Linked DNA regions of Homo sapiens: all the other regions are linked to region 3. A link is a loop called in an ENCODE intact Hi-C map of the cell type or tissue named here. Cell type or tissue: ascending aorta. All regions are shown on one strand. Links, peaks and the distances in the headings refer to the core of each region. The heading gives the core; the rest is flanking DNA. Region 1 has its middle 62 kb from the start of MIR4464. Region 2 holds the start of CASP8AP2 (caspase 8 associated protein 2). Region 3 overlaps BACH2 (BACH transcriptional regulator 2).

Region 1 (10,713 bases), core at 1,070-9,069, 280 kb before region 3:
ATGCCTGGCTTAAAATAAACTCCTAATAAATATATTTGACTGAAGGAGATGGTGAGTAGATATCTATTCATATCTCTGAGGAAATATGGTGATTGGAAAAAATACTATTTAATTGGTTTTCAAAGCAAAATTACAGAATAAACTGGATAACTATTTTTTTCCTCAAACCATCAACTGATTCCATATAATTAAACTGAGCCTTAAGCCATACTCAGGAGGAGTTCAGCTTCAGCCTCTGTTCTACATGGAGAATTTCTTCTGGTGTTAGGGGACTCATATGACAACCAGTATGTCACACAGGACCACAAAAATTCCAATACTCTAAATATAAAGTCTTCACAAGACAGTTGATCCAGTATGACAGTGGATCAACAAGTATAAAGACGAACTGAACTGACACAGAGAGCTGTACAACCATCGAATAAATGGTTATGGGGTTATCTTGATTATGAATAAATTTATTTCAATTTTTCTTTTTGCATCAAATATTTGTTATACAACAAATTCAAAAAACTTATTTTTTTCCAGTTGAAGAAGTAACTTCAGTTTTAAGATAACAGATAAAAAAACATTTTAAATCACAAACTGTGTTAAATATTTGGGGAAATAAGTTAGGCCGACCTCAATGGAAGCCAAACCTAGAGTTATAAAAATTGAATTGTCTCATATACAGCTGAATCACATATATTTTTTCTAATCAGCTTTACTGAGGTGTAATTTAAAGTGTGCTGCTCGTTAAGCTTTGACAAGTGTATACCATAACCAAGTTATAGAACATTTCCATCATTTCCAAATCTTTCCTCATGCTCTTTTATGGCCAGTCTCCATTGCATCCCAAGACCACCTCCCTGACAACCACAGATCTGCTTTATGTCACTATAATTTTGCCTTGTCTAGATTTCATATAAATGAAATCATATAGTAGGTATATGATTTTTTCTTCAGCTTCTTTCACTTAGCACCTTGCCTTTGAGATTCGTTCATTGGTTCCTATCAGTTCCTTTTTATTGTTAAATAATACTTTATTGTATGGATATATCATAATTAGCTTATCCATTTACTAGCTGATGGACATTTGGGTTGCATTCAGTTTGGGACTATTTCAAATAAAATTTCTATAAACATTCAGGTATAGGTCTTTGTGTAGACATAGCTTTTCATTTCTCATGGGTAAATAGGATTGGCAAGTCATATGGTAACTGTATATTTAACTTTATAAGAAATTGCCAAACTGTTTTTCTGAAAGTGGCTGTGTCATTTTGCATTTCCATCAGCAGCAGATGAGAGTTTTAGTTGCTTTACATTTTCACCAACACATGGTGTTGTCAGTGACTTTAATTTTAGCCATCTAGTGTATGTGTAGTGGTGTTTTGTTGTTTTCATTTTCCTAATAACTAGTGATGTAAGTATTTTTAATGTACCTATTGGCCATTTGTATATCTTCTTTAATTAAGAAAAATTAATGGTTTTAGAGTAAAGGTGGCCCCGCTTCAAAGATTGGTGAACTGAGGCCAAGAAAAGAAAGTATAAACTCTCACATTTATTCCACAGAGCCCCTGAGACAATGTCCTTGGGGAAGAAGTGAAAGGTTTTATTAAATAGAATTCATTTAATTAATGGCTAAAATTAAAACTGGTACATGTGAATTTCCACAATGTTATATATTTGATAGTCTATATATGTGTGTGTGTGTGTGTGTGTGTGTGTGTGTGTGTGTGTGTGTGTGTATATATATATATAGTCAACATAATGGAATAATTTTCAAATGAGAATAGACATCTAAATCCTAAATTAAATGATGGGAAGGATAACCCCTTAATGCTAATTCATAATACAAAAAATTCTAGTTTGGGTCAGACATTGAACATAAAGAGAATATAGCACAGTGGTTAAAAGTGCTGGCTCCAAAGTTGGACAGTGTAGATTCAAATCCTGGCTCTGTTACATGTGGGCATGTAAGCCAGGGTGACATATTGAGTTCTCTGAGTCTCAATATCTTGGTGTATAAAATGAAATTAATAGGCTGGGCACGGTGGTTCACACCTGTAATCCCAACACTTTGGGAGGCCAAGGTGGGCAGATCACTTGAGTTCAGGAGTTCAATATCAGCCTGGCCAATGTGGTGAAGCCCTGTCTCTACTACAAATACAAAAATTAGCCGGGTGTCGTAGGGGGTGCCTGTAATCCCAGCTACCTGGGAGGCTGAGGCAGGCGAATCCCTTGAACCTAGGAGGCAGAGGTTGCAGTGAGCTGAGATCACACCACTGCACTCCAGCCTGGGAGACAGAGGGGAGAGTCTGGAAAAAAAAAAAAAAAAGAAGAAGAAGAAGAAAGAAGAAAGCAAGCAAACAAGCAAGCAAGAGAAAATAATAATAGCTACCAGGAAAACTTGTTGAGTTTAACACATGTTAAGTGAGAAGGAAGGAAGGAAGGAAGGAAGGAAGGAAGGAAGGAAGGAAGGAGAAAGAAAGAAAGAAAGAAAGAAAGAAAGAAAGAAAGAAAGAAAGAAAAGAGAAGAGAGGAGAAGAGAAAAGAAAAGAAAAAAAGAAAAAAGAAGAAGGGGAAGGGGAAGGAGAAGGAGAAGAGGAGGAGGAGGAAGAGAAGAAGAAGGAGGAGGAGGAGGGGAGGGAGGGAGGAAGGAAGGAAGGAAGGAGAAAAGAAAAGAAAAAAATAATAGCTACCATGAAAACTTGAAAATTTGTTGAGATAACACATGTTAAGTGTTTAGAATAGTGTCTGGCATGTAATAAATGCTCAATAAACATTAGTCATTGTTATTATTATATGGACACTTAAAAGCACAGAATTGCAATAGGTACATATCAAAGCCTCTGAGCTAAAAACATACACAATTCACTCTGATAAATAGGCCTTTTACAAGCCCGACACTTGGAAAATGTCTATTTTCCATCTCAAAACATGTTTAACGAGGATTCGTTCTGCAAAATCATCCCATGTAATATGCTAGGTAAGTTGTCCTCCTTTCTAACAAGAGCAAGCACCAAGAAAACAAGGCTGAGGATAAGGTTTCCCGAAAACAAACCCCATAATTTGACCCTCTTCAACCCAAATAGTTGGCCAGTGGCTCCTAAGGAGTTTCTTTATGACATCCTGGACATGAGGCCAATGGCTTTTGAAGCAGCAGCTCCTATTCTACAGCTATACAGTAAGGTTAAAAAAATAATAAAAATTTTAAAAATCAAAAACTTTTAAAAAACACTAATAATTCAATATTGCATTTAAATTAATATTTTAATAATCATTTCAGTATCTACATTCTTGTGGAAAATAGAACACATATGTGTCAGATGGTTATTCATTAAATCATTTCCAAATGCTAGGACCCTTGTAATCAGTCCAAGTGCCCCCAAGGTCTGGAGCTCATACATGGTGAAACTCCATGCTAGAACACACATACAGATTTTCTCAGCCATGGCTCTCCTAACAGGATTTTTTCCATGTTGTGTTTAATGATATCCTCTTGCACTAAGATCACAACGTTTTCCCCGAGAGTTTTATGTTTATCATGGGAAGTCATTGTAGAATGTGTGTACAACCCACAGATGACACTGTGAAGGCCTCCCAGCACAAGGGAGACTGATTCCTTCAAATATACCAATTCTGTTTGCGTTCTTGACTGTGGCTTCTGACTTCTTCCTTCTGATTCTATCAGATCCCTTCTGGAGCTGGTCCTAATTGCTTTTCACAGAGGATGCAAACTGGAAAGTTCCTACCTATTCAGCGAAGGCACTCCAAGTCCTGGGCTCTTTTCTCCTCGGGGGCAAAGATGAGACTTCTCTTCTGTAGAGATCACAGGTGCATCTGTACAGGTTGGAGTGCTCCCCCAACCCTGGACCCCTAGGAGCAGCCGTGATTTGTGACACAAGGCCCCACCCGTTGATCTACTCTTCACACAGCCGTGGAGAGCCAAGAACTGGGAGGGAGGTGAGTCAGTGATGAATTTTTCTTGAACAGCAAAGACCAATTGGTGGTTCGCCTTTTTAGTAAATTCCAAGATTCTGGAGTCATTTAAGTCCAAAGGGGAAATTTGTGAGACTGGGGGAAGGGGAAGTAGTGAGAAAATAGAAGCAACAAAAATATGCCTCCAGTGTTCTCACTGCTCATTAGACCAGCACAGAGCCAGTTCTTGTATGGCCTGAATAACTGGTACTTTTTATAAGCAACTGAAGAGCTATAAAAAGCTTAACATTTAAGAAAACAACAAACAGCTGTGGCTAGTGAGCAAGGAAAATCTGAAGAGTGAGCCTGTCTGGGTGGCAGGAGGTCACACTGCTTCATGAGGAAGTACTAAAACATCACTAACATTTGCTACATCAGTGTGTTTCCCTGGTTGGTCACACTTCTCCTTCCCCCCACCTCAGCCCCACTCTCCTATCAAAATAGAAGAACAAATATACGTCACCAGAATGCTCAGCAATTATTTCCTGAAAACAGCATTTCTTTTACATGCGCTTAATCATGTGTTAAGCAGCGGTACACACGAGGGGATCCTGATCAACAGAGTGAGCAAACACCCATGTGTGAGTTTGGTTCCCAATGCATTTGGGCTGAGCCTCACTGACCCGGGACCCCTGGGCTTAGTTCACGTGCACCTTGAGGTTCTGCACAGCTGCCTTTCCCTTTAACGGAAAATGCCATCTGCAGGACCAGAGCTAGCAACAGGCAGCAATAGCTCTCCCAACTTCCTCTCATACTAATCCATAATAAGCTCAATGATAAGGCAATTACCAGTGGGAGGCAGTAAGGTAAAGTGATCAAATATATCGGCTTTGGCTTCTCAATTCAAACTCTAATGCTTACTACTGGGTGACCTTGAGCAAGTTAACTAGCCTTTCTGTGCATTAGTTTCCTTAATAGTAAATAGTAAGTCAAAATTATCTTCCTCTGGCCTTCAGCTGAGTCTTAGGTGGGCTTGTTAGACAATGCTCTAGGCTGACTTTGAGAGGCACACAATCATCTTTCCTTATTTCCAAGCTTTAGATAACTTTTCTTAACAGCACATAATAAATGTCACTTGGGACAAATAGAAAGTGAACAAGAAAGTGGTAGGCCTGAATTCAATCATATCAACAATTACGTTAAATGTAAGTGGACTAAACACTTTTAACAAAAAGGAAGAAATTGTCAGAGTGGACACAGAGCAAAATTCAAAACTAATACATTTCCTATAAGAGATACACTTTAAATGTAAAGATTCCAATCAGTTGAAATCAATTGGATGGAAAAAAGATACGTTATGCAAACAGTCTATATAGGAAGGCTGGAGTGGCTTTCATAATATCAGATAAAGCAGACTTCATTACAGAGTTTTGCCAGAGGAAAAGAGGGGCTTCTCATAATCACAAAAAACATGACAATTACAGATGTATATGTACCTAATAACAGCTTCAAAATACACAAAGTAAAAATTGACAATCTAGACAATTTACAATCACAGTTAGAGATTTTACTCCCCTCCCATAGCAATTGACAGAAAAACTAGACAAAATATCTGTAAAGATGTAGAGGATCTGAATAACACTATTAATAAATATCAGCTGCTATAATTTTCTCTTTCGTTTGATTCACATCTTCAGACATCTGCAAAGCTGCCAGTTCTGGCCCTCTAGACTCTGTGAGGAAGCCACTAAGGCCACTGTCCCTTCAGGAGACACAAACACATGGATGGCATCATGCTGCAGGAGACTTTCAGAGCTTAGTCTATGGAGAAAATGCTGAATGGTGCAAGGCTGCATCTTTTTTCCTCCTGAACCTGTTTCATATGAATCGATTCTAGGATCACCAGTCTGTCCCCACAGTCATCCTGCCATCTGCTAGGCTTGGTAGCTGTTGCCGGAACACTTAGGATCCTTCCCTAAGATGTCTAGAGTGTCGTCACAACAGATGTTTAACCATCAAATTCCACACATGTTGCCTAGGGCAAGTCTTCCATATGAGGACAATGCTGGAGGTCATGTGGGATTTAAGAATCTTTGAAAGTGTCCATAGCAAACGAATTTATTATATTTTGGCTCTGTCTTTTAGGTGAATTCTAAACAAATATAGCCCTCATTTATCTTTATATCCTTTACCAACTACTCTGATCTAATTGAAGTTTGTCTTTGAAGGAAAAAAATAATTGACAAAAAGTTCGTCCTTTTGAAGAGTGTGAAAGATGAGGTTTCTCTTTAGAAATCTTTTCTACCAAGGGCTGTGTAGCTACATTGCAGTATTAGAGCCTCTGGGGAATTATATGTGTGATACAATGGCCTTCTTATCCCAGGTGAATTGGGCAAAGGCTTCCCCAAATAACTTATTTTTCATTCACTTGAGACACATAAAGTTTCAGTTAAAGGATATGCACACAGAGAATTTCACATTTCCAAGTTTTGTGGCTTCTGTATGTTGGCATCTCTAACCACCATCAATCCCCTTTCCAGAAATTCCACTCATCCCAGCAGCCGTTACCAGGCTGAGGCCACAATGGAGGGCAAAAGCTAGGGGGTATGAATGTGGGCCATTAGAGGGGCCTTTGCAAAGGTTCTCTTTAAGATCCATAATTTAAATGGATACCTTTTGTCCATTCAGGCACAGATGGGGATAACAAAAGATCATGGCATTAATGAGGTAGAAAAGCCATTTCTGAATTGCGAGGGCTCTAGTCTCAGGATGGCCTCCTAACACAGCAGCACTCCCAAGAAAGAAGTGCCTACTACATTTCAAACCCTTCAACTTTAATCTCGTCGACAATTTTCATGTTTTCTCCTTAAAAAGCATTATGAGCATACACCTCCCAAATGACAGTACCAAAACCTAGTCAGCTACAGAAAGCTTGGCCATTGATAAGATATATTTCCCCTTCAAGAACTTGTTCACCTGGACTCTTCCTCCATGGATATACCATTAAAAATATACAATTCTAATATTCTCCACTTCTTTAAGAGAGTATTATACTTTACTGACCAAAAGGAGAATCCAGATGAGTATTATGTTTTACTGACCAAAAGGAGAATCTAGATCATCCCATGATTAATCTTTTCAATGCTCTGGAAAGGCAAATAGGTGGCAGGCACAAGGGGAAAGTGCTTACATGAACACATTTTTTACTGGAACTTGTCCTATTGCAAAGCTCTTCTGCCAGATTCCATTAGGAAATTGCAAGCAGATTCATATATCCAAGTGCTCCTCTCTCTCCTACTCATAAATATATAGACATCATATGGCAGGGAGGGGGGATGAAGCTGATTCTCTCATGGCATACCCTTGCACAGCAGACGTGTAGGCAAATGCAAATACCGAACATAGTAGTTCATGCATATGTGCACATGAATATATATCATGCTATTACTACTCATCAATGAGATTCCAAGTAGCTACCAGAGGGGAGAGAAAAGTCACAATCAATATAGCAGTACTTCAGAATGTCAATTAAAGACAGCGATAAGAAGACAGGCAGGCTGCCCCCAGCAATACAAAAATAACAGGAACACCTAATGATTGATTAGGGGCTGGGCCAAATTTCAGGTCTGAACTCATCACAAATTATGCTACGAGCTCATGGGGGAAGGTTCCAATTGGCATTTTTGAGCCACACGTCCCATTCCTTTGATACAGACATCAGGACTGTCTGGGAGATGATTGGAGAAAAAGCCCAAACAAGAAACGAATTCAGGAAGAGCTGTTTCCCATCCAAATGCTTTCAACTTTCCTGAGAACTCTCTCAGATTCTTTAAAACGGGCCAATAGTATTATTCCACTTTACCATTCTGGTTCTTATTGAAGGGCAAAGCCAGCATGCAGAAAGATAAGGAATAGCAAATGAAAATGTCAGTGGGCAGGTAGGAAGGTTGTAACACGGGAGAGTCTTCCATCTGGAATTGTGGATGAAAAAAAAACTATTTTTAAAGGAATACCTTTTAAGATTTTTTTCCATATTCTTCCAGGAACACTTAGGTCTTGTCCTTTTATAAACAAAGACCTACATTTAATTATAGGCATATTGTATGAAATAAAAATGTATAGAACTTCTAGACTCCAAAATATATAGCAGTGGTTCCAGTTTTCATTACCAGAAATAGCTAAAGGAAATGAAAAGCAGGTGAGAGAAGGTTTCCCTGAGCAAGGCCAGGGCTTCATTTTAATTCAGCTGCGTGGATGGCCTGCCATTGCCCCCTGGCCTCACTGCTCGCACACTCAGAGGTCAAGCTATTAAAATCAACCAAAATGCTCAAATTAATTTCTTTTAGACCCCAGCCCTATAATGCTTGCCAACAAAAGAACACTTCACTGACTTCTGGCAGGAGCGGCACTAAATCTCTGCAGTAGGAAATACAGTTTCTTCTTAGATGACACAAAATGTTTGGGACATAAGCTTTGGGGATCTCAGAATTAAAGAGAACATAAAATTATATTTGGGTGGGTGATAGAAATCTAAAATTAGTTCCGTATTTCTTCTATTGGTAAATTAAATTTTAATGGAATATGGTATAATGTGGCTTGTCGATATTAGCAATTGTTTATATCATGTTAATATCTGATAATGTCCCTTGTGACTACTGCTTGGAGAAAAGGAAAAGTGAAGTGGATCTGAAGATGTACCTTTTTTCCTTCTTATAAATAACCCTCATTTGCTTTTTTTATGTTCTTTAAGCAGCCCTTTTAATTCTTTGAAAATTTAGAATTGCCCAAGGATTAAAAAAGAAGTCGTTAGCATCTGCTTTGAATATATATACCAGAGATTAATGCCCACAGAGAAAATATAAGGAATAGCATATTCATTGGACAGGATTCTATTTGAAGTGCCTGTTGTAGGACAGTCCTTTCTTCATTTGCAGCCCTGCTCTGGCACTATCATTAATGGTGATTTCAGTAGAGAAAAAGGATCAGGAAATGGGTTTAAGCCCTGGTTCTGCGACTTATTGGTCGCTAACCTTTGACAAGTCACTTAACCTCTATAGAACTTAATTTCCCTATCTGTAAAATGAGGGATTGAACTAGATGATTTCCAAGGTCATTTTCTGCTATAACATTTTATGATTCTAAGTATCTGGCCCTCTTGGAAAAAGCATATATGGGCTGTGCTTATATGAATTTAGTATACTTCACACTCTAATGAGCTAAAAAGACCTTAAAGTGACAAATGATTATAACTAACAATAAAAGGATAAACATGATGTTAATGAATGAGTTTGCTCAAAATTCATCTTCTTGTAAGAAACATTAGCACAATATTGGTTTATAGCTATAGTAAACTTTAGAACCCAGGCCCTAGCAAAAGAAGTCCCCAAAAAGAGAGATCAGAATCTTACCTTTAGTGCTTAAACTCACTTGCTCCAGTGATCTCACACAGTGAATGTCCCAAGAATGCTGACTCTCCCTTACTAAGCCTCTAATCCAACCAGGAGAAAGGCAATAACTTCATACATGGATGTGCAAAGCTCATGGATGGATAGAAATGAGTCCCTATTAAAGGAATGAGTTCTTACATCAGCTGATCAATTATACCTTCAAGGCCAATATGCTCTTCTTTTGTAGCTGGAGTCAGAGATAAAGAGCTTCAGTCCACAAGGCTGACACCTCCCTAGTACCCAGAACTAACCCAGAACTCCATTTCCTGTGGAGCCATCCTTTCTGCTCATCTTATTCTTTGACTTCAGTGACTCAAGTGAACCTTTATTGCCTAGGTTCATTCTGATTCACACGAGGAACTTTTAAATGTTGTAAACAGCACAGATAGAGATATGTACACTGCACTCACAGGGGTGTGGGTATACATAGCTGTGCTCAACCACGTGCATGCTCCCTTTACAAGGATTGATGTCAAAAAGAAAAACAAGCTCTTTGAGCAACCTCAAAAGCTAAACTGAGTCTTAAAATTTTAGATACCAAATTTACCTTCTAGTCCAACAATTTTGTTAAAATTTCATGTTTTGCACTGTTAATGATGGCATGCTTGTGTGGCATTTGCATTCATAAATGCAAATGTATTTACATGGCATTATACCCAGATGATTAATAAATTGTTTGGTTAACTACTTTGTTTTAGGCTAGTGAGTCTCTATTATTTTTAAATAGTTACTCCTTCTAATATGAAATATATTCAAACTTTTTTAAAACTGAAATTTTCTTCTGGACTTAAAAAAGAGACTAACATTGATTAGCACAAAATTTCAAATGGATCCACTAGTTTTGTAATAAATTAGCTCTGGCTGATATGGAGAAGGCGATGGGTTGAATTCTGTCCCCCTCCTGTCCATTCTTATGTTGGAGTCCTAACTGCCAGGACCTCAGAAATGTGACCTTATTTGGAAATAGGAGCATTGCAGGTACAATTAGTTAACATGAGGCCATACTGGAGCAGAGTGGGCCCCTCATCCAATGTGACTGGTTTCTTCTAAAAGGAGGAAATTTGGAGACAGAGACACACAGGGAGAACGCCATGTGGAGGTGAAGATAAAGAACACAACGGTGCTTCTACAAGCCAAGGAATGCCAAGGACCTCCAGCAAACCACCAAGAAGCTCAGGGGGAGGCACAGAACGAATTCTTTCTCACAGACCTCAGAAGGAACCAACGCTGCTGACGCCTGGATCTCAGACTTCCAGCCTCCAGAACTGCCAGGGAATACATTTCTGTTGTTTAAGCCATTCAGTTTGTAGTATTTTGTTATGGCAGCCCCCAGGAAACTAATACAATAACTAAATTTGGAAACTTT
Region 2 (10,713 bases), core at 1,545-9,544, 270 kb after region 3:
TTTTTTTGAGACAGAGTCTCACTCTGTCACCCAGGCTGGAGGGCAGCGGCACAATCTCTGCTCACTGCAACCTCTGCCCTCCGAGTTCAAGCGATTCTCCTGCCTCAGCCTCCTCAGTAGCTGGGATTACAGGGGCCTGCTGCCGCGCCCAGCTAATTTTTTGTATTTTTAGTAGAGACAGGGTTTCACCATCTTGGCCAGGCTGGTCTTGAACTCCTGACCTTATGATCCACCCGCCTCGGCCTCCCAAAGTGCTGGGATCACAGGCGTGCACTACCGCACCCAGCCCTATATATACACTTTTAATGTGTAACTTTTGTATGCTGAATGGTACTTTTTTTTTTTTTTTGCTTTTGAGGGAATTAATAAGATATAATTAATTGTGTCTTAACTTTTGAAAGAAATTTTTAGATGGAGGCAACTGGGATGTTTGTGATAATAGATAAGAAAGACACCACTGACCTGTAGTTAAATTGGTTTGAATTGCAGATATTCATTATTGAATTTATTCCTGTTTTCTCATACTTTAGAAAAGACACCTGAACAATAAATGAATCCTGGATAGTGTACTGTCCTTCAAACAATGAAGTGATATTAATACTTGCCTGCAGGAGATGCATACTACAGGAGAGAACCCTTAGACTATGTCAGGCCACACTATGAACCTCCCCCCACCTGCCTTTTTTCTCCTTTATGTTTCTGTTACCGTACTAACATTGTGGATTAACGACACTGAAATTCTGCATAATGTGAACAGGATAAACTATTTATAAATCGAAAAAAAAAAAAACAACACAGGGCTTCTGCAGGGAATATTCTTTCCTCAATATTCTACTTTCACTTAGCTCTTCTTTGATATTTTGCTTAAGCCATTTTGAGTCTCCCCTGTCCACCCTCTCTTCCCACTAAGTCAGGCCCTCTGTTATATACTCTTACCCCATTGTGTCCTTTCCCTACATGACCTCTTCTTGAAGTTCATGATTCCATTTTTGTGGGATTCCTGGAGAAATGTCCATCTCACCCAATGGACCACCCAATGGTTCTCCATAAAGATTAGGACCATCCCTGTTCTGTTCCCCAGCTCTCACTGTATCCCCAGCTCTCAGCAGGCCTAGCAGAATGGCAAGTAATAAAAGAATATCTGTTGAATTAAAGAAATACCCAATTTGTTAAAGATGATTCTCATGTTTCTAGCTTTGGAGGACAGTCATGCTTTAACTGCAATGGACAACCAGTGAAGTCATGTTGAGTTATCTGTAGGACATCCAGATAAAGATGTCTAACAGCAGCTGGGGGTGGTGGCTCATGTCTGTAATCCCAGCACTTTGGGAGGCCAAAGCAGGTGGATCACGAGGTCAGGAGTTCAAGACCAGCCTGACCAACATGGTGAAACCCCGTCTCTACTAAAAATACAAAAAAATTAGCTGGGCGTGGTGGTGCGCACCTGTAATCCCACACTCGGGAGGCTGAGGCAGGAGAATCGCTTGAACCTGGGAAGCGGAGGTTGCAGCGAGCCGAGATCGCGCCATTGCACTCCAGCCTGGGCGACAGGGCAAGACTCCATCTCAAAAAGAAAAGAAAAAAAAAAAAGGCCGGGCGTGGTGGCTCATGCCTGTAATCCCAGCACTTTGGGAGGCCGAGGCTGGTGGATCACCTGAGTTCAGGAGTTTGAGACAAGCCTGGCCAACATGGTGAAACCCCATCTCTACTAAAAATACAAAAATTGGCTGGGCGTGGTGGCATGTGCCTATAATCCCAGCTACTCCGGAGGCTGAGACCAGAAGAATCGCTTGAACCTGGGAGGCAGAGGTTGCAGTGAGCTGAGATCGTGCCACTGCATTCCAGCCTGGGAAACAGAGCAAGACTCCGTCTAGGGGAGAAAAAAACAAAAAACAAAAAGATGTCCAACAGCTGGAAATGTCATACAGAAAAGGCATGGTAGGTATTATGATTTGGGACTCATCAGCACCTTAGTGATACGTGAGATTACACTCTTGAAATCATATAGGCCAGTGATTCTCCTGGAAGGAGAGGAAGGAGAGGAGGAAGAAAAATGTATCAGAATCTCTTGGAAAATGGGTCTTTTTCACTTTTCCTCACCTTCTCCCATTTGAGGATCTCGATATATGAGAGTTGCTACCGACAGAAGTGATGCACCTGTGAAAGTGTAGAGGCAAAATTTTCCAAGTTGAGAACTATCATGCTGAAAAAGAGTTTGTATTGGGAGGCCGAGGCAGGCGGATCACCTGAAGTCAGGAGTTCAAAACCAGCCTGGCCAACATGGTGAAACCTCATCTATACTAAAAATACAAAAATTAGCCTGACATGGTGGCACACACTTGTAATCCCAGCTACTGGGGAGGCCGAGGCAGGAGAATCGCTTGAACCTGGGAGGTGGAGGCTGCAGTGATCTGAGATCGTGCCACTGCAACTCCAGCCTGGGTGACAGAGTAAGACTCTGTCTAAAAAAAAAATGTTTGGCCGGGCGTGGTGGCTCAAGCCTGTAATCTCAGTACTCTGGGAGGCTGAGGCGGGCGGATCACAAGGTCAGGAGATCTAGACCATCCTAGCTAACAGGGTGAAACCCGTCTCTACTAAAAATACAAAAAATTAGCCAGGCGTGGTGGCAGGCGCCTGTAGTCCCAGCTACTCGGGAGGCTGTGGCAAGAGGATGACATGAACCCGGGAGGCGGAGCTTGCAGTGAGCCGAGATCGTGCCACTGCACTCCAGCCTGGGTGACAGAGCGAGACTCCGTCTCAAAAAAAAAAAAAAAAAGTTTGTAAGCAGATTTACTCATGCATAATCTTTTCTGGGACAATTCCAATGGATTCAGATGTGAAAGCAAAGTAGACAGGAGAAGGATCACATAGCCTTTCGTTATAGGCAGTCTGAAGGAAGTTTTCTTTTTAAAATTGAGAGAATGTGGCTGGGCGGGGTGGCTCACACTTGTAATCCCAGTACTTTGGGAGGCTGAGGGCAGTCTGATCACTTGAGCCTAGGAGTTCGAGACCAGCCTGGGAAACATGGCAAAACCCAGTCTCTACAAAATACAAAAATTAGCCAGGCATGCTGGTGCACACCTGTAGTTCCAGCTACTTGGAAGGCTGAGGTGGGAGGATTGCTTGAGCACAGGAGGTCAAACCTGTAGTAAGCCGAGATCTTGCCATTGCACTCCAGCCTGGGCTATAGTCTCAAAAAAAAAGGAAAAAAGAAAAAGAAAAATCATTACGAAACTGAGAATGTGTCCTTAATGTAGACGCTAAAAGACAAAAAATAAAATTTAGAGAAAAACACAAGCATTTGTAGAGAAAAACAGGAAAAAGCCAGAGAAGACAGTGTATTTTTACACTCATGGGAAAGGCTAATACAGCAAGACCCCAGAAGAAGAGGTAAGGGGCAAATACTAACAAAAGCTATCATATACGGCACATTTACTATGTTCCAGGCACTAACCTAAATGATCTAAATACATTATTCACTTAGTTTAAATCCTCCCCAGAGTTCTATGAGGTCCATATTATTCTTTTCCCCATTTTACAGATGAGGAAAACACAGACGATCAAGAAATTTGCACAAGGCAACCACCTGGTAAGTGGCAGAGCTGAAATTAGACCCCAGGTCTGTCTGTAAAGCAAGATGGCCAAAATCAAGAATATTCAATACAATATAAATGTTTTTGGAAAGAAGGCCATCTCTTGTAAAACGGAACGCCAGGAAAAGATAATTGGAGGGCATAGCGGGGATAGGAAGGGAGATGGGAGAATCCCTGCCATGAAAGCCTCTGTCCCCCTCCAGTCAAAGAGGCGCTGAGGGAGATGGGGGGGAAAGGCCTTGAGGAGAGGCGAAAGGTTTGCTGCTGGAGGTGTGGAGAATGGAAAAAGACCAAGGAAGAGTCGAAGAGTCAAAGACAACTTGATGCCTGAAGCACAAATGCTCAGCTCCTACGAATCCTACATTCACATCTGAGTTAGGGCCTACTATGTGCTAGGAATGAATCTAGGCGCTGTAGAAATGAAAAACTTATTTAGGCATGTTGGTTTGATGCCTAAATAAACATTTCAGAAACAATCAACATCAATGATCACCTGACACTCCAGGAAACCCATTTCTCCAAAGAACTCCATCCGAAAGATTTTAAGAGTATATTCCAAGGAGAGACTGGATGGTGGGGGGGAGGGGCAGGACGAGAGGCCGAAGGGACAATTCCTGGGCGCGCCCACCCATAGTCCCCGCCCAGACCCTCTCGAAGGACCACAGAGGGACGCAGGGTGCAAGCCCTGAAGCTGCACCGGGGGCGGAGGGAACGTGGCTACCTGCGGCCAGACGTCAGGCGCGGCCCTTCCCCGACCTACTTGGCCGCTCCAGATGGACTCCCTCCGACTCTCTGGTTTCCCAGGGGCAGCCGACCTCCACTCGGGGGACTACCGCGCCATGCAGCCTCTTCCTTAGCAGTCCCTCACGGACCGGGCCCCTACGACAACTTACCCGCCCTGCCCGGCCCAAGACAACCCGGTTCCTTTCTGCCCACCGAGGTCTCCCTGGCATCTCCACCAATACCAGAGCGCTATCAGGGTATGGAGGCGGGACTGAGTGCCTACGGCCAATCATATCAGACGCAAAGCACGTCGCAGCGCCCACAACTAGTTCCCGCCTTTGGAAGGGAAAAAAAAAAACACGGTTGGCGCCAAACTCCAGTAATCTTCCTAGGGCTTTAAGAGAGAGGGGCGGGGTGTAAGGTGGCGGGGAAGGCGATGGGGCGGGGCTTCAATAGGAAGGGGCTGACCTGAGTGGAGGTAGGGGCGTGGCCTGAGAGAAGCTTTTTAGTGAAAGACAGGAAGCCTTGAGAGGTCTGTCATTTATTTAATACTTTATCTTAAAATTCTGCTGTCAGCTGCGTGCGAGACAAAGTGCTGGGCTCGATTACGATGAATAAATTTGTTCCCTGCCCTCAGACGCGTTCCTGGATGATAGGCAGACAAACAACTTAGCTTCGGATGTTGGGAGCCTTAAGGAGGGGATACTAGTCTAGCGGGGCAGGAGAGAGAAGAGCTTTTTACAGGGTGGAATACCTGACTTGCCTTATAGAACCTGTAGGAATGGGGGGTGCCGGTAGGTCTAGCCTCAGGAGCTCAGCCTGAGCATTGATAGGTGCGAAAATAAGGCCACCTTCCTCGGCTACTTATAGTCTGCCTATATTCATCCCTACCCATTTCCTCGTTTGTCCACTTAGCTTTTTTTTTTCTTTTTGCTTTCAGACAGGGTATCGCTTTGTCGCTCAGGCTGGAGCGCAGTGGAGCGATTTCGGCTCCCTGCAACCTCCACCTCCAAGGCTCGAGAGATCCTCCCACCTCTGCCTCCAGAGTAGCTGGGACCATAGACGCGAGCGACCACCACCCCTGGCTGTTTTGTTTCGTTTTGTTTCTGAGATGGAGTTTCACTCTTGTTGCCCAGGCTGGAGTGCAATGGCGCGATCTCGACCCACTACAACCTCCGCCTCCGGGGTTCAAGTGATTCTCCTGCCTCAGTCTCCCGAGTAGCTGGGATTGCAGGCATGTGTTACCACGCCAACCTAATTTTTGTATTTTTAGTAGAGACAGGGTTTCGCCATGTTGACCAGGCTGGTCTTGAACTCCTGTCCTCAGGTGATCTGCCCAGCTTGGCCTCCCAAAGTGCTGGGATTAAAGGCGTGAGCCACCCACGCCCGGCCACCCCTGGCTAATTTTTTAAAATTTTTGTAGAGATGGGGTCTTGCTATGTTGCCCAGGCTGGTCACGAACTTCTGGGCTCAAACAATCCTCCCACCTCAGTCTCCCAAAGTGCTGGGATTACAGGTGTGAGTCACTGCACCTGACCCCATTTAGTCTTAACTGCCATATCAACCAATTTATTTTTATTTTTATTCTTTTTTTTTTTTTTTTGAGACGGAGTTTCACTCTTGTCACCCAGGCTGGAGTGCAGTGGTGTGATCTCAGCTCACTGCAACCTCCGCCTCCGGGGTTCATGCGATTTTCCTGCCTCAGCCTCCCAAATAGCTGGGATTACAGGGGCCTGCCTGGCTAGTTTTTTGCATTTTTAGTAGAGATGGGGTTTCGCCATGTCGGGCAGGCTGGTCTCAAACTCCTGACCTCAGGTGATCTGCCCGCCTCGGCTTTCCAAAGTGCTGGGATTACAGGCGTGAGCCACCGCGCCTGGCTTTATTTTTATTATTTTTTTAGAGACAAGGTCTCAGTCTGTTGTCCTAGCTGGAGTGCAATGGTGTGATCATAGCTTACTGCATCCTCAAACTCCTAGGCTCAAGCAATGCTCCTACCTCAGCCTCCCAGGTAGCTGGGACCACAGGCACACAACACCACACTCGCCTTTCTTTCTTTCATTTTTTTTTTTTTTTTTTAATATAGACAGGGTCTCGCCATGTTGTTGCCCAGGCTCGTCTCCAACTCTTGACCTCAAGCAATCCTCCGACCTCTGCCTTCCAAAGTGCTGGTATTACAGGTATGAGCCACTCCACCTAAGTTATGTATTTTTATTTGCACATATGCATGGCTTTTTTTTAATTAATTAATTAATTAACTTTTTTTTTTTTTTGAGTTGGAGTTTTGTTCTTGTTGCCCAGGCTGGAGTGCAATGGGGCGGTCTCGGCTCACTGCAACCTCCACCTCCCAGGTTCAAGTGATTCTCCTGCCTCAGCCTCCCAAGTAGCTGGGATTACAGGCACCTGCCACCAGGCCTGGCTATGTTTTTTGTATTTTTAGTAGAGATGGGGTTTCACCGTGTTGGCCAGGCTGGTCTCAAACTCCTGACCTCAGGTATTCCGCCCGCCTCGGCCTCCCAAAGTGCTGGGATTACAGGCGTGAGCCACTGTGTCTGGCCGGCTTTAATTTTTTTAATAAGAGCTTTACTGGGATATAATTTACATACTATATAATTCACCCAAATAAGTTGGGTGTGGGAGGGTGTTAGATACACAGTCTGCCTCTGTCACCCAGGCTGGAGTGCAGTAGCACAATCGTAGTTCACTGTAACCTTGAACCCCTGGGCTCAAGAAATCCTCATGCCTGGGCCTCCCAAGGTACTGGAATTACAGATGTGAGCCACTGTGCCTGGCCCCAATTAAACTGTTGAGTTTTCAGCACCATAAGACAGGGTGAGAAAAATAAAAACTAAATTAATTAATTACTTTTTGAGTTTGTATTTTTATAACCTTTCACTTTTGAACCATGTAACTGTTTCACATATTCAAAGACTGAGTTAAATCAGAAAGAAAAAAATCCTAAAATGGAAAATTATTTGAAAAAGTTAAACTGTAAAAAGAGAGAAATGTAACCATAGAGAAAATAATTCCTTGAAGTGACATTTAAACATAGTGCTCTAATTATTGTGAGACAAAGTAAAAAGGGTAAGAAGCCATTTTGCTCATTTCTGCTTGCCATCTAATTTCACAAAGCCCCTCACTCTGTGAGGAAGTGCAGCTCTCTGAAAAGATGCTTTGAAGGCAAACCAGGATAGTGCACACAGCCCCCAACATCTCTTGCCTGAGTCACTATATTGCTTAAAGGAGGAATATGGACGTGCGCAGTGGCTCACGCCTGTAATCCCAGCACTTTGGGAGGCCGAGGAGGGCGGATCACGAGGTCAGGAGATCGAGACCATCCTGGCTAACACGGTGAAACCCCGTCTCTACTAAAAAATACAAAAAATTAGCTGGGCATGGTGGCGGGTGCCTGTAGTCCCAGCTACTAGGGAGGCTGAGGCAGGAGAATGGCGTGAACCCGGGAAGGGGAGCTTGCAGTGAGCCGAGATCGCACCACTGCACTCCAGCCTGGGGAACAAATCGAGACTCCGTCTCAAAAAAAAAAAAAAAAAGAAAGGAAAGGAGGAATATAGTGCCTTTTCCTACACATGAGATAACGTCTGATAGGGTTAGTGATTATGCCTCTGAAATCTATAACTAGATGTACTCCTGCACCAAAACTTTAATGTGATTTTGCACATACTGAACCTCCACCACAGGTATATAAACAGTGGGCTGAAATACTGTGCTGCAGCAGTCTGACAGAACTCTGAAGGACAGCTCCTGGGCTGTAGACCTCAGTCTATAGTCCTCGGTACGACTATAGACTGAATAAAACTAACATTTTTTTTGAGCTGGAGTCTGGCTCTGTCCCCAGGCTGGAGTGCATGATCTCAGCTCACTGCAATGTCTGCCTCCCAGGTTCAAGCAATTCTTATGCCTCAGCCTCTTCAGTAGCTAGGATTACAGGCGTGCACCACTATGCCCAGCTAATTTTTGTATTTTTAGTGGAGACTAAAATACAACATGGTGAAACTCTGTCTCTACTAAAAATACAAAATTTGCCGGGTGTGGTGACGCATGCCTGTAATCCCAGGTACTCGGGAGGCTGAGGCTTAAAACATAAACTTTCTCAGTGGATTTATTGACACAGATAACAGTCTGTTAAGTGAAAAAAGTTGTCTTGGAGTAGCTCTCTTCCTGGTACAGATAGCTTTACTAACAGAAATTTCCTTTGTGAGTATAAATTTCCTTTGCAAAAGGGTAAGTTTATACTTTATTTTAGGCAATTGGGGAGGTAAAGACGTTTCACTGAGTTGGCTGGTTCTGATTTTTCTTTACTTCAAAATAATCAGTATGTCAAAATGGTCTGTTTCGGGGTTGCACGTTCTGAACCTCTTTAACTTAATCAACAAGCAAAAATTTCTTACAGTTCTAGAGGCTGGGAGATCCAAGATCAAGGAGCCAGCAGATTTATTGTCTGGTGAGGGCTCCCTTCCTGGCTTGTAGATGGCCACCTTCTTAGTGTATCCTCCCTTGGCAGAGAGAGAAGGGACTCTAGTCTTTCCCTCCCATTATAAGGGCAATAATCCTATTATGAGGACTCTATCCTCAAAACCTCATCTAAATCTAATTACCTCCAAAAGGTCTCACTTCCAAATACCATCACACTGGGGTATTAAGACTTCAACATACGAATTTTGGAGGTTCACAAACATTTAAATCATTTTGCCATTTCTTATAATTCACAGTTTCCCCTCCCATACTTTTTTCTTAAATTTATGTCTTGAAAAACCTGAGTTTTTGATCTGTAGAATCTTTCACAGTCTGAGTTTTTCTGATTATAAATTCATGGTGCAGCTTAACATATTCTATCATCTTCATTTTAAAAAATCGACAGCTGGGGCCAGGCACAGTGGCTCACACCTGTAATCCCAGCACTTTGGGAGGCTGAGGCTGGCGGATCACTTGAGGCAAGGAGTTTGAGACCAGCCTGGTCCAACATGGTGGAACCCTGTCTCTACTAAAAATACAAAAATTAGCCAGGTGTGGTGGTAGAAGCCTGTAATCCCAGCTACTTGGGAGGCCGAAGCAGGAGAATCGCTTGAACCCAGGAGTTGGAGGTCACAGTGAGCTGAGATTGCGCCACTGTACTTCCAGGCTAGGTGACAGAGCAAGGCTCCATCACCCCCCCCAAAAAAAAAAATTGACAGCTGGATCAGAGGTTTGATCCTTTTGGTAAGACTATAGGTAGCATTATGTTCTTTCAGCAAGAGCTATCTAAAGTCTGGTTTTTTTTGCCCCTTTTGCTATGTTAGCAGCCATTGATACTTAATGCCAAGATTAATGGATTAACTGGGAGTTGCAAAATAGTGGTATTCTAATTTTGTCAATTCTTTTTTTTTTTTTTTTTTTTTTGAGACAGTCTCGCTTTGTTCCCCAGGCTGGAGTGCAGTGGCACGATCTCTGCTCAGTGCAAGCTCCGCCTCCCAGATTCATGCTATTCTCCTGCCTCAGCCTCCCAAGTAGCAGGGACTACAGGCGCCCACCACCACGCCCGGCTAATTTTTTGTATTTTTAGTAGAGACGGGGTTTCACTGTGTTAGCCAGGATGGTCTAGATCTCCTGACCTCGTGATCTGCCCTCCTCGGCCTCCCAAAGTGCTGGGATTACAGGCGTGAGCCACCACACTGGCAATTCTTTTTCAAATTAGGTGGACTATTCTCAGGAAGAGACACTTGTCATCATCTTCTATTTAGTTACCCAGTGGTACAATTCACATATGAGAGGCAGGATACATTTTTATATTTCTCCCTTTATCAGCTTTCAAGATTGACTTCTTACTCTCCAAAGGCAACAAATTTTTAAAATTATTAGTATTATATTAATGGGTTAAACTAATAGGTTTTGATTCATTATAACTGCTATCTTTATTAAAGCTCAGATTGTATCATCTTTGGTCAATGGTAGCATCTACAAGTTGATACCCAAGTTCTCTTTACATGACACTCATAATTTTTTTCAAAAATATTAATTTTCAGAGGTCACCAATGGCCGTTGGGTGGGCACCACCAGCAGAGAAAGTAGCGTAAGACTTAAGACAACTTAACACATTTAAGACCAGGCATAGTGGCTCATGCCTATAATCCCAGCACTTTGGGAGGCCAAGGCTGGAGGATTGTTTGAGCCCAGGAGCGGGAGACCAGCCTGGGCAACATACTGAGACCTTGTCTACTAAAAAAAAAAAAAAAGAAGAAGAGCTGGGTGTGGTGGTGCATGCCTGTAATCCGTGCACTTTGGGAGTCCGAGGTGGGAGGATTACTTGAAGTCAGGAGTTTGAGACCAGCCTGGCCAACATGGTGAAACCCTGTCTCTACTAAAAAATACAAAAAATTAGCCAGGTGTGGTGGTGCACGCCTGT
Region 3 (10,713 bases), core at 1,086-9,085:
TTCAGACTTCCCTAAGTTGACAGAAAAGCATGAAATCTGTTTCTAACAGATGTTCCCCATGATCCCCCAAACGTAAACATGTTTTCAAGATGATAGTGAGACAACCTGTTTACACAAGGAAGTACTTTAAAAAGCAAACAAAAAAGCATCACCCAGAGCAGTCATCGTGATCAAAGTGCCGTCAATTATTAGGGCGTAAAGGGAACTGATGACTCAACTTAGCACCACCGCGGTCTCCAGATTTCAGTTTCGTAACAGAGTTTCTTTTCAGGAATATTCTTCATTTACACACAAATCCGATTTTCTTTCTAAATTGTTTCTCGATTTTTGTCAAACCGAAATACCAGGATCTCTTCAAAAGATGACTCCGATAACCAGATAATGCTGAGATGAGCATCACACGGACACACTTCGCCATGGAGAGCAGGGTTGCTACTCCCTGGGATCTTGGTGCCTGGGAGGAGGGACAAGGTCTTCCACACAGCAGCTCCTGGCTCTCTCTGCTCCCACACCTCCCCAATTAGTCAGATGCAGCATAGAAACTCTCAGACTGCATGGTGGTAGAAAATAACTTTCTAAATCAATCAAAGTGTGATATTTTGATCCTTTCACATGCCTGGGTATTCTGGGCAAATGCATGCTCAAATCAGTGACTCATGGATCAAGATGCAAAGTAGGTCTCTGAATGCTGGCTAGAAATCAGTTTTTGAACCTGAAGCAAAATATAGTCTGGTAAAAAAAAAAAAAAAAAAAAAATATATATATATATATATATATATGTATTGTGTCAAATTTAGCAGTTTTTGTGCAAGGTAACTACCACTGCCCCTCAAAGTATTGTATATTAGGAGTCAGCCCTGAGTTGGAAAGAAGAAGTAGGTTAGCAGAGGTGTCTACATAAAAGCCCATAAGAAGTCCTAACTGAATGGAAGGTCCTTTTATTTTTATTATTATTATTATTATTATTATTATTATTATTATTATTATTATTATTTGAAATGGAGTTTCGCTCTTGTTGCCCAGGCCAGAGTGCAATGGCGCAATCTCGGCTCACTGTAACCTCTGCCTCCTCGGTTCAAGTGATTCTCCTGCCTCGTCCTCCCGAGTAGCTGGGATTACAGGCACCCGCCATCATGCCCAGCTAATTGTTTGTATTTTTAGTAGAGACAGGGTTTCACCATGTTGGCCAGGCTGGTCTTGAACTCCTGACCTCAAGTGATCCACCAGCCTTGGCCTCCCAAAGTGCTGGGATTACAGGCATGAGTCACCACGCCCAGCCCAGGAGGGCACTTTTTGAAAGGTTCATTCAAAACTCCTTTAGAATGTGGTTTTTCATTGAAACAAACCCTTTAGATTCCCTTTGAGAATGGCGAGGCCAGACCCTGTGGCATCCTCAATGAATGATACCCCTTTAAACAGACTTTAGGGATAGGCTGGAAACCTGACCTCTTTTTATAATACCACTTCTATGGAAAATAGATTCGTGTCTCACCATGTATCCTGGAGTCCCAGGAACTTTTCAAATCATTATATGGGCTGTCAGCAGCAGTAGGAATGCCACCAAGACCATAACCCAAAAGCAGGATCATTACCCAATGCCACAGGAAGGGGACAAATAATAGTATGAGCTCCTTATATTTATAGTGAAGTTTTAAGTCATGGGTTTTTGTGCCAGGATATTCCTGTGATTCAGAATACTTAAAAATACTTGACTGCAATTCATTAGAAGAAAAAATAAACCACACACGAAAAAACCTATTAGAATGAATAATAAGATCATCAGTTTTGCAGGATGAAAGTTCAGTCTACAAAAATCAATTTCTGTACCCTAGCAAGAAAAATGAAATTACAAAAACAATTCCATTTACATAGCATCAAAAATAATTAAATATTCAGGAATAAATTTAAGAAAAGAAGTGCAAGACTTGAACACTGAAAATTACAGAATACTATAGAAAGAAATTAAGGAAACATAAATAAATGGAAAGACATCCAATGTTCATAGATCAGAAGACTTGTTAAGATGGCAAAACTATCCAAACCTATATAGTCAACACAATCCCTATCAAAATTGCAGCATTTTTGCAGAAATTGACAGGCTGATTTTAAAATTCATATGGAAATGCAAGGGACCCAGAATAGCTAAAACAATCTTGCAAAAGAGGAACAAAATTGGAGGACTCACACTTCCTTTTTTCAAAACATCCTATAAGATAGTGTAGTCTTGAATACAGTACACGTATGCTCAAAGTTTTCAACAAGGGTTCCAGAACAATTTGATGAGGAAAGAACAGTCTTTTCAACATATAGTGCCAGGACAACAGGATATTCACACACAGAAGAATGAACTTGGACTTATACCTTACACCATATACAAAAATTAACTCAAAATGGATCACAAAAATAAATGCAAGCAAAAATTCTAAAACTCTTAGAAGAAAATATAGGGATACATTTTTGTGACCTTGCGTTAGGCAGTGGATTCTTAGATATAACACCACAAGTACAAAAGACAAAAGAAAAATTAGATAAATGGGACTTCATAAAATTAAAAACTTCATGCTTAAAGGAAACCATTAAGAAAGTGAAAAGATGGTCCACAGATGGGAGAAAATACTTACAAATCATGTATCTGACAAAGGATGTGTATCCAGAATATATAAAGAATTCTTACAGCTCAATGCTCAAAAGACAACCCAGACAAGTAATGGACAACTAAAATATGCATTTCTCAGAAAAAGATATACAAATGGCCAGTAAGTGAATGAAAAGATGTTCAGCATCATTGGTCATTAGGGAAATGCAAATCAAAATTATAGTGAGTTACCACTTTACCCCCACTAGGATGGTTAAAGTCTAAAAGACAGTAATAAGTGTTGGTGAGGATGTGGAGAAATTGGAACCCTTATACATTGCTGGTGGGATTGTCCTGCTACAGCCATTTTGGAAAACAGTTCCTCAAAATGTTAAATACAGAGTTACCATTTGTCCCAGTATATTAGTTAGGGTTCTGCAGAGAATAGAACCAATAGAGGGTGTGTGTGTGTGTGTGTGTGTCTGTGTGTGTGTGTGTGTGTGTGTGTCTGTGTGTGTGTGTGTAGAGAGAGAGAGGAAAGGGACAGATTTATTTTAAAGAATTGGCTTACATGATTGAGGAGACTAGCAAGTTCAAAATTTGCAGGGTAGGCCAGCAGGCTGTAGACCCAGAGAAGCATCGATGTTGCAGTTAGAGTCCAAAGGGAGTCTGCTGTCAGTATTCCTTCTTCCTGGGAGAGGTCAGCCTTTTTTCTTAAGGCCTTCAACTGATTGGATGAGGCCCACCTCATGAAGAGTAATCTGCTTTATTCAAAGACTACTGATGTAAATGTTAATCTCATCTAAAAAACACCTTTGTAACGACACCCAAACATGTTTGACCACAAGTCTTGGTATGGTGACTTAGCCAAATTAACACATAAAATTAACCATCCTACCTAGCGATTTCACTTCCAGGTATATATCCAAGTAAATTGAAAACATGTCCAAATATGTCTAACCATACAAAAATGTTCTTGGCAGCATTATTCATAATAGCTAAAATGTGGAAACAATCCAAATATCCATCAACTGATATAAATGGATAAACAGGATGTGGTAGATGAATATAATTGATTATTATGCAGCCATAAAAAGGGATGAAATATTGACATTTGCTACATCAAGTGTGAACCCTGAAAATATGGTAAAGTGAAAGAAGCTAGACACAAAAGGCCTCATAATAGATGATTCCATTTATACAAAATGTGTAGAATAGGAAAATCCACAGAGACAGAAAGTAGATTGGTGGTTGCCAAGGGTTGAAGGGGAAAGGAAATGAAGAGTAACTACTATGGGTGTAGGTTTTCTTTTTTGGATGATGGAAATGTTCTGATATTAGATAGTGGTGATGGTCGCACAACTCTGTGAATATACTAAAAAACATTGAATTGTATATTTTAAAGGTGTGAATTGTATGATATGCTGATTATATCTCAATAAACCTGTTAAAAAATGCCTAAGCCTCCAAACGTAAGTGGTCCTGGCCACCTAATAGAAAGCAGCAGGAGTTGCTTCTAAAATATAGAATGTATGCTGAATCCCATATGTGAAGAGTTAGAAGGGAATGAAATGATCATCACCATTTACTAGATACCTTCTGTGTTTCAGAAGCTGTGAACATATCAGCTCTCTTAGTCTTCCTTAAAAAACAAAAACAAAAAACATAGCCAGTTTTAAGGGCACACACCTGTAGTCCCAGCTACTCAGGAGGCTGAGGCCGGAGGATCGCTTGAGCCCAAGAGTTCGAGGATGCAGTGAGCTATGATCACGCCACTGTACTCCAGCCTGGGTGACAGAGCAAGACCCTGTCTAAAAAAAATAAAACAAAAGCATATGTTGGCTTTAATCTTCCTTGTTTGTTCACATCAGGAAACTGAGCCTTTGTTCAAATTGCTTGGCCAAAGTCAGCTATGTTGGGACTAGACCTGGGTCTCTCTGACTTTAGGCTTATTCCTAATTCACTGCCCCACACTTCTCCTGGAGGAGAAACCCTGTCCCGAACTGAACAGAGAGTGGCACGACCTGCCACTTAGAGAGGTGGGCAAAGTCTTCCCAAGAACAAAGGTATGAAGGCTGAAGTATGCTTTTGGAGAAAAAACAAAGGAATTAAGTGCAAACGGGAGGCCGTTGCTTTTATGATAAAGAAAAAAAAAACAGGTTTAATTTTTAAAACAAAAGTTCCACAAGGACCACAAGGAAAGTGACAGGAAGACAGAAGGGACCACAGGATCCAAGATTGCCAATTGAAAAGCAAAACCTAACACTGGGGTAGAGCCAGCATGTCATGGACCAGTAAGAGAAATGAACGTTCCCAGAGTAGCCAGCTGAATTGGGGAGAGGCCTAGCCGTGTTGACAGTCAGTTGGACCAGAAGCCACGTAGGGGTGTTCCGGAAGCTGAAACAAGTCGTTTCTCATCCAGAGACAAAAGTGGCCCCAGAAGAAGTTACCCTGGATGCTCCATGGATCAGGATCCAGTACAGGGGCTTGTAGACAAAGAGAAGTACTGGAGTTCTTTTACAAGAGATTTTAACCTGAGGTTTATGGATTCTTAGGGGGCCTACATCGTCTTCAAAGGGTCCTTGAGCTCTTGCTATCATGTGGAAATGTTTTGTGTCTATGCGTCTGGTTCTGGGGAGAGAGTCTTCAGGTTTTTAAAGAATCTATGTCAGGAAGAAGATATTTAAAAGTTATTTAAATGTTTCTCTTAAAGCGCTAGGCTAATTTTCTGGCTGTGTGATAGATTGTGTTAAATGGTCTGGCACTCCTAATTTTTGGAATAAAAATGAATTCTTAGTGAATGATCTCACAGCCTGCAGTGCTGTCTGATTCTGTCCTGGCATTTGATAGAACTTGTTAGGGGATTAGGTAAGACAGGATGTTGGTACATTTGAGGTCATTAAACCAAGAAGGGAAGGGTGGGGGTTGCGGGGGGGGCAAAGAAATCTTGCTAAATATATTGTGGAGCTGAACTAAATGCTGAATAGCTAAGGGACATTCTTTGTGTTCTGTGCCAAGACTTTAAAACCCTGTTTAGAAACAGACTAGAATGATGGAGACAGCTCCATCTAGATGCAGTGCATTGGTAAATGCCTGTCTTTCCAAGAAATACTATTTTACTTGTCCTTTTATGGAGGAGGCGTGGAAGGCTGTGATGTACTGGGTTGTATAACATTTTTGTAAGCGGATACAGCTAGTATAGAACCTAGAGAAACAATAAAAGCCGCCTTTTCACATGGTGTCTCACAGTTCCCGTTTCATTACTAGGAAAATAATGAATATGTCACAGAGAAGCTAATTCGTATGAAAGGTTTTTGTCAGCTGAAATGCATGCCCAAAAGTTTATTTTCTACCTGTCTTTTCTTTCTACTTCTTTTTTGTTTCCTTCACTCTTGTTTTGGATGTATAGTTTTAGAAAATACTCACTTTAAAAATGTATTGGATGGATAGTGGTGAAGGCTGTACAACGAAACAAATGTACTTGGTGCCACTGAACCGTATACTTAAAAATGATTAAAGTGGTAAATTGTACGTTTTGGATATTTTACCATAATTTTTAAAAAGTATATCGGCTAATACAGAAGGAAAACCCACTTACCCTTTGAGGCAAGAATTCCAAGTATCTTTATGTGGTAAATGCCACACCCTTTCCCACACGTGGTATGAATATGTAAGTCGTAGGGCAAAGTGTGTATGGGGTAGAAGTGCTCATTTAAGCATTGCATGGTCCCCACTCTGCCACTCACTGGCTATGGGACCTGGGACCCTATATCCCAAAGCAGATGTTAAGCCCTCCACAAATGCTGCCTTCTTCCTCCTCGGTCCATTACTCACATGTTGGTTTTTCAACAGTACAGTGAGACAGTGGGACTCAGTGATCTCCAAGGTCCCTTTCAGCTCTGCTGATCCATAGTTTAAACTCACTATTTTTAAAAAAAATCTATAGAACACTATGAAAATTCTCGTGGACAGATGTAGTCCACGGGCTTCCCATGTGGACACACAGCAGCTTTTGCTGCTTCTGACTTTCTCTCTCCTCTGTTCCACATTCTTTCTCTTCCCCAGCCTGCCAAGAGTCATCCATGAGCTTGGACCTGGGAAGAGAGGGCAGACAGGAGAAAGAAGTGAGGTGGCTCAGGACAGAAGGCTGGGAAAGAGCCTGGTGCTGGATGTCAGGCTGGACTAGGGATGCATGCAACAAGCCAGGAGTCAGCCCTGACAGTGCCACATGGTTATGGGTGTGATGGAACCCAAGGCCGTGGCCCCAGATTATCTGAAGGGTATGTGACCACAGGAGAAGTAAGCACGATTGATTTTTATACGAGGTGGATGGTGGTGGGAATGTAGAGATTAGATCCAGGGAGAGAAGCTGAGCTCATCGTGTGAGGAAGAGCCTCTGTTGGGGAAGAAGAGGCTATGTCAGGAGGTGCAGCAGGAGAAGAGGGCCAAGGGCCAAGTGCAGGTGTATGCTCAGTCTCCAGGCAGGGTTCAAGCTGAGAGCAGATGAACTCTGGCCTAGGACTCGAGGGCTGGCAAAGGCAGATCCCCAGGGCAATGTCTCTCCTCTGGTTCCTCTATGTGTACCTGTCACTGTACTCTGCAAACACTGATCTTCATTCATGTATTGGTGTAGCCATTCATTCAAGTTTGTGCCAGGCACTATTCCAAGTGTCAGGTATCAATGGTTAGCAAGAGAAGCTAGGTCCCTGCTGCTGTGGGTCTTACATGGACCAAGAGAGAAGATAGGTAATTATACAGTAAATAAACATGTGGATTTTGGTTATCCCTTGATGGAAACAAGCAGGGCAATGCCTAGCTGTTTGGGAGAGGACAGAGCACATTAAGGACAGTGTCTCTGCAAGTGACATATTTGAACTAGACCTAGTGAAGGAGAAGTAACCAGCATGGCTAAGGGTTGTGGGAGGGAATTCTAGGCAGAGAGAGAAGCAGGTGGCAAGGCCAGGCAAGGGCTTTGCATAGTCAAGGGACAGAAACGACACTGAAATATATAACAAGTAAGAAATTATGCTTCATGAACTATAACCATTTTAGCACTAAAACTCTTCATACAAATAGTTAAATTGCTGTGGGACCTGCAGCCTTGTCAGTTTACTTTCATGTTTTACTGGTGGCACATGGGAAAGTGGTCATGTTTCCTTCGCAGAAGAAGGATGTAGTCTCCCCACATTGTAGAGGAAGGCAGTGTTGTACAGGAAAGGAGGTAGCCTTGACAGGCCAGCTTGGATTCAGATTGCATGTTGTCCTGTCTCCAGCAGTATGACCTTAAGCAAAACACGTTGCCTCTCTGAGTCAGGGTTCTCTCATGTACCAGAGAGGCTAATAATTCCTGTAAAATTTCTAGCACAGTTCCTAGCAAATAGATATTTTCAGTAAATGGAGATGATGAAGGCGGCAGTGGTGGTGGTGGTGGAGATGATGATGATGATGATGGTGATGGTGATGATGTATCAATACAGGCTAGTATTCCAATTTTTATGTATAAAGTCTGCAGAAATCCAAGAATTATTTCAAATTATGTACTTTCAACACATTTCTATCACACTTTTTATTTTTCTGGCTTGTTAGTGGCAAGTAGTTCTGCCTGCACCATCCTTTTATGATAGAAGTGAAAATCTGATAACCTCTTTGTTGTATTTGGGAACTTAAACACCTTGAATGTCAAATAAGTGAATTTTCTAGCTTTGGTTCTTCAGCTAGAGTCCCAGAACCTGAAATGTTGAAGTGGAAACTTTCAGAGCTGTTTAATCTCAATTAATGTTCGCCATCCTGTCTGAAATAACTGCATCTCCCTCCCCACTTCTTTCTCTGTTGCAGCAAAAAAGCCCACTTTCTTTCATCACCTTTCCATGCCAGTAGAATAAAACACAAAAGCCACAAGATCTGTGGTTCAAAGGGGTTCTGCCTTATACAAGTGTCTGTTTAAATTCTGTTTGAAAGATAAGAGTTTAAAAAAAAAAAAAACTTCATCTCTGAATTTCCAAAAAATTAACAATTAACATCAATTGACCTCTTTCCTTTTGAACCCCTTCAGCCATAAAATGGCGTGCGACTACTCCACTTAGTGTTTCTGAATATAAATAAGGATTTCAGGGCCACTCTCAAGATGTTTGTTACCAAAGCTGTCATCAGATTTTCAGTAATATTTTTATATAGCCTGGAACCAGCTGAACGTTTGAGATTTGACCTTTTTAAAAAGAAGATAATGGTATCTAAATGCAATTTGTATTTTTAGAACTAAGTTTTGAAGTCTTATTTTGTTTTCTAACCATTGTATTAAATTGTCTTTCTACTCAATCCAGAGGGGAAAAAAGTGTGTGTGTGTGTGTGTATAGTTGTGGAAGAGTCACTTATTAGCCCTAAAAATCAAAAGTCTGACTTAGGGCAGGGGAACCAGAAGTGGCATGGTGAAGCTCGAAAGATTGGCTGACTGGTGTCATTCCCATTGAGATGCTGAACATGATCCCCTTGGGATGCTGAGCAAAATCAGATTGTTTTATTTGGTAAATTTTTTACCTCCAGTGATAATATTAATACAATGGAGAGAATTAGCTTAAAAATTCTGTATCCCAACATGCAGTGTCCCGTCCTTGAAGTTTAGGCAAACCTGGATTCAGTTCAAACCTGAATATCATGTTTTGTGTTTTTTCTGTCACTCCAGATCCCAATAAGGTAGGAAGAGGTGATTAGGATAGGAGAGAATTGACAACAGGAGGACATTGAGAGCAACACTGGAAATCAGATCATTAAACCACTTTTGTGTTTCTTAGAAATTATGTTCTTGGTATTAGATTTGTAATGTAAATAGAAATATTTTCACCTGTAGTTTCCTGGGGACAGGCAAATGGGGCTTTCCTCATCAAATCCCATTAAAGCCACTAAGAAAATCCTAGCTAAGAGTTGAGTTGGGATAAAGAATTCAATCAGCCTTACTTATACAAAAAGTACCTTCTAGAAAACCTGATCATTTCACAACTAATTGGTAAGAACACTCCCTTGCCCACCATTTGCAGCTGGAGACCCACTTGTACTTTTTCTACGGCTGTTGCTGTAATTGAATACCATTTACTTTTCTTAGCTTCAGAATGCGGTTCCTCGGACTTTTCTTTTTAAGTAAGGTTAAGATTATGCAAGAGGTAGTTACCTACAGATAATTTCCCATATCTGGGATATGTTACTTTACTTGTAAGAGAATGAATAGTAACCATTCAGATACCTCTTTTTAAACTTTCCCCCAACTTCTCTAACAGTAAATACGAAGAAATGAAAAAGCAGTGCTTTCATGCTTAGTGTAGCATTACCATATCTCCTCACCCACCTTTTCCTAAGAGCAGTCTGGTGAGCTACTTCAAGATTTTGTGAGGTCTTCGGAAATCAATCTAGCCGCAAAATGCCACAAGGCAGGAAGTGTCCATGGTACTCTTATTCACCATTGTTCTGAGACACCTAAACATGGCCCAGCACCTAGGAGAAGGGCAGTGAATACCTATTGAAGGACTATATTGGGTATTGTCCTGTGGGCTTCTGGAGTCTGAAATAGGTCCAAGAAAACTAATATGTGAAGCCACCTAGGGCTGCACTGTCCAATCAGCTAACCACTAACAATATGTGGCTATTTAAATTTCAGTTGATTTAAATTGACTAAAGTTAAAAATTCAGTTCCTCACTCTCACTAGGTACTTTTCAAGTGCTCAGTATCCTCATGTGGCTGCCATATTGGACAGCAGAGATATTGAATATTTCCATCATTACAGAAAGTTGTGTTAAACAGTGTTAGTAGAATAGCATTAGTAGAGGCCTAAGTTAGTGTCTTTTTAAAGTCAAATTCCCATGTGACCCTGATGTGCACTCATAATACCAAAAAGAGCCCTCTTACACATCTCCCCCCATGCTGTAGGAACTTAGCCAAGCAAGGTGGTTGGCCCTCAGTGGTGGCCGTCTCTTTGAGACTGATAGACAAACAACAGTAAAACTGTTAGCAAGACTGACAGCTGGTATATACTTACTTGGCTATACCAGTTGTTAAAGTTATAAAATACCTGTACCAGTTAATAAAGACCTGCTGTCCTAAGTTTCTTCGGTATTTCTTTCCAATGCCCAAGACACCCTGGCCATTCCTT

What was found. A loop is a pair of places that touch in the nucleus more often than their neighbours do. Peaks named below come from ENCODE experiments on the same cell type or tissue, not always from the same donor. Only the 100,000 strongest peaks of a DNase experiment are listed, where the experiment ranks them.
Region 1: a loop joins it to region 3, with 6 times the contacts of the local background. A loop is called at or near these places in 10 of 110 quality-filtered maps.
Region 2: it touches region 3 in a loop (5-fold over the local background); 4 of 110 quality-filtered maps call a loop at or near these places.

The regions. Positions count from the first base shown.
Region 1 is chr6:90,369,560-90,380,272 of GRCh38, reverse strand. No RefSeq gene overlaps it. Among named protein-coding and RNA genes, the nearest start is that of MIR4464, 62 kb to the right of the region's middle. RefSeq lists an enhancer at 10,207-10,713. In ascending aorta, for the core only: no CTCF peak of the experiment used is centred there; DNase peaks (open chromatin) are centred at 3,942 and 4,222; H3K27ac peaks cover 2,037 bases.
Region 2 is chr6:89,823,708-89,834,420 of GRCh38, reverse strand. CASP8AP2 (caspase 8 associated protein 2) reads right to left here and starts at 4,541. Exons shown (of 10, transcript NM_012115.4): 1 at 4,315-4,541. RefSeq lists an enhancer at 4,852-5,041 and a silencer at 5,142-5,191. In ascending aorta, for the core only: no CTCF peak of the experiment used is centred there; DNase peaks (open chromatin) are centred at 4,610, 5,004 and 8,180; H3K4me3 peaks cover 2,630 bases; H3K27ac peaks cover 2,648 bases.
Region 3 is chr6:90,093,073-90,103,785 of GRCh38, reverse strand. All of the region lies in intron 4 of BACH2 (BACH transcriptional regulator 2), which reads left to right. Among named protein-coding and RNA genes, the nearest start is that of BACH2, 200 kb to the left of the region's middle. In ascending aorta, for the core only: a CTCF peak has its summit at 5,651; DNase peaks (open chromatin) are centred at 4,955 and 5,505; H3K4me3 peaks cover 687 bases; H3K27ac peaks cover 6,550 bases.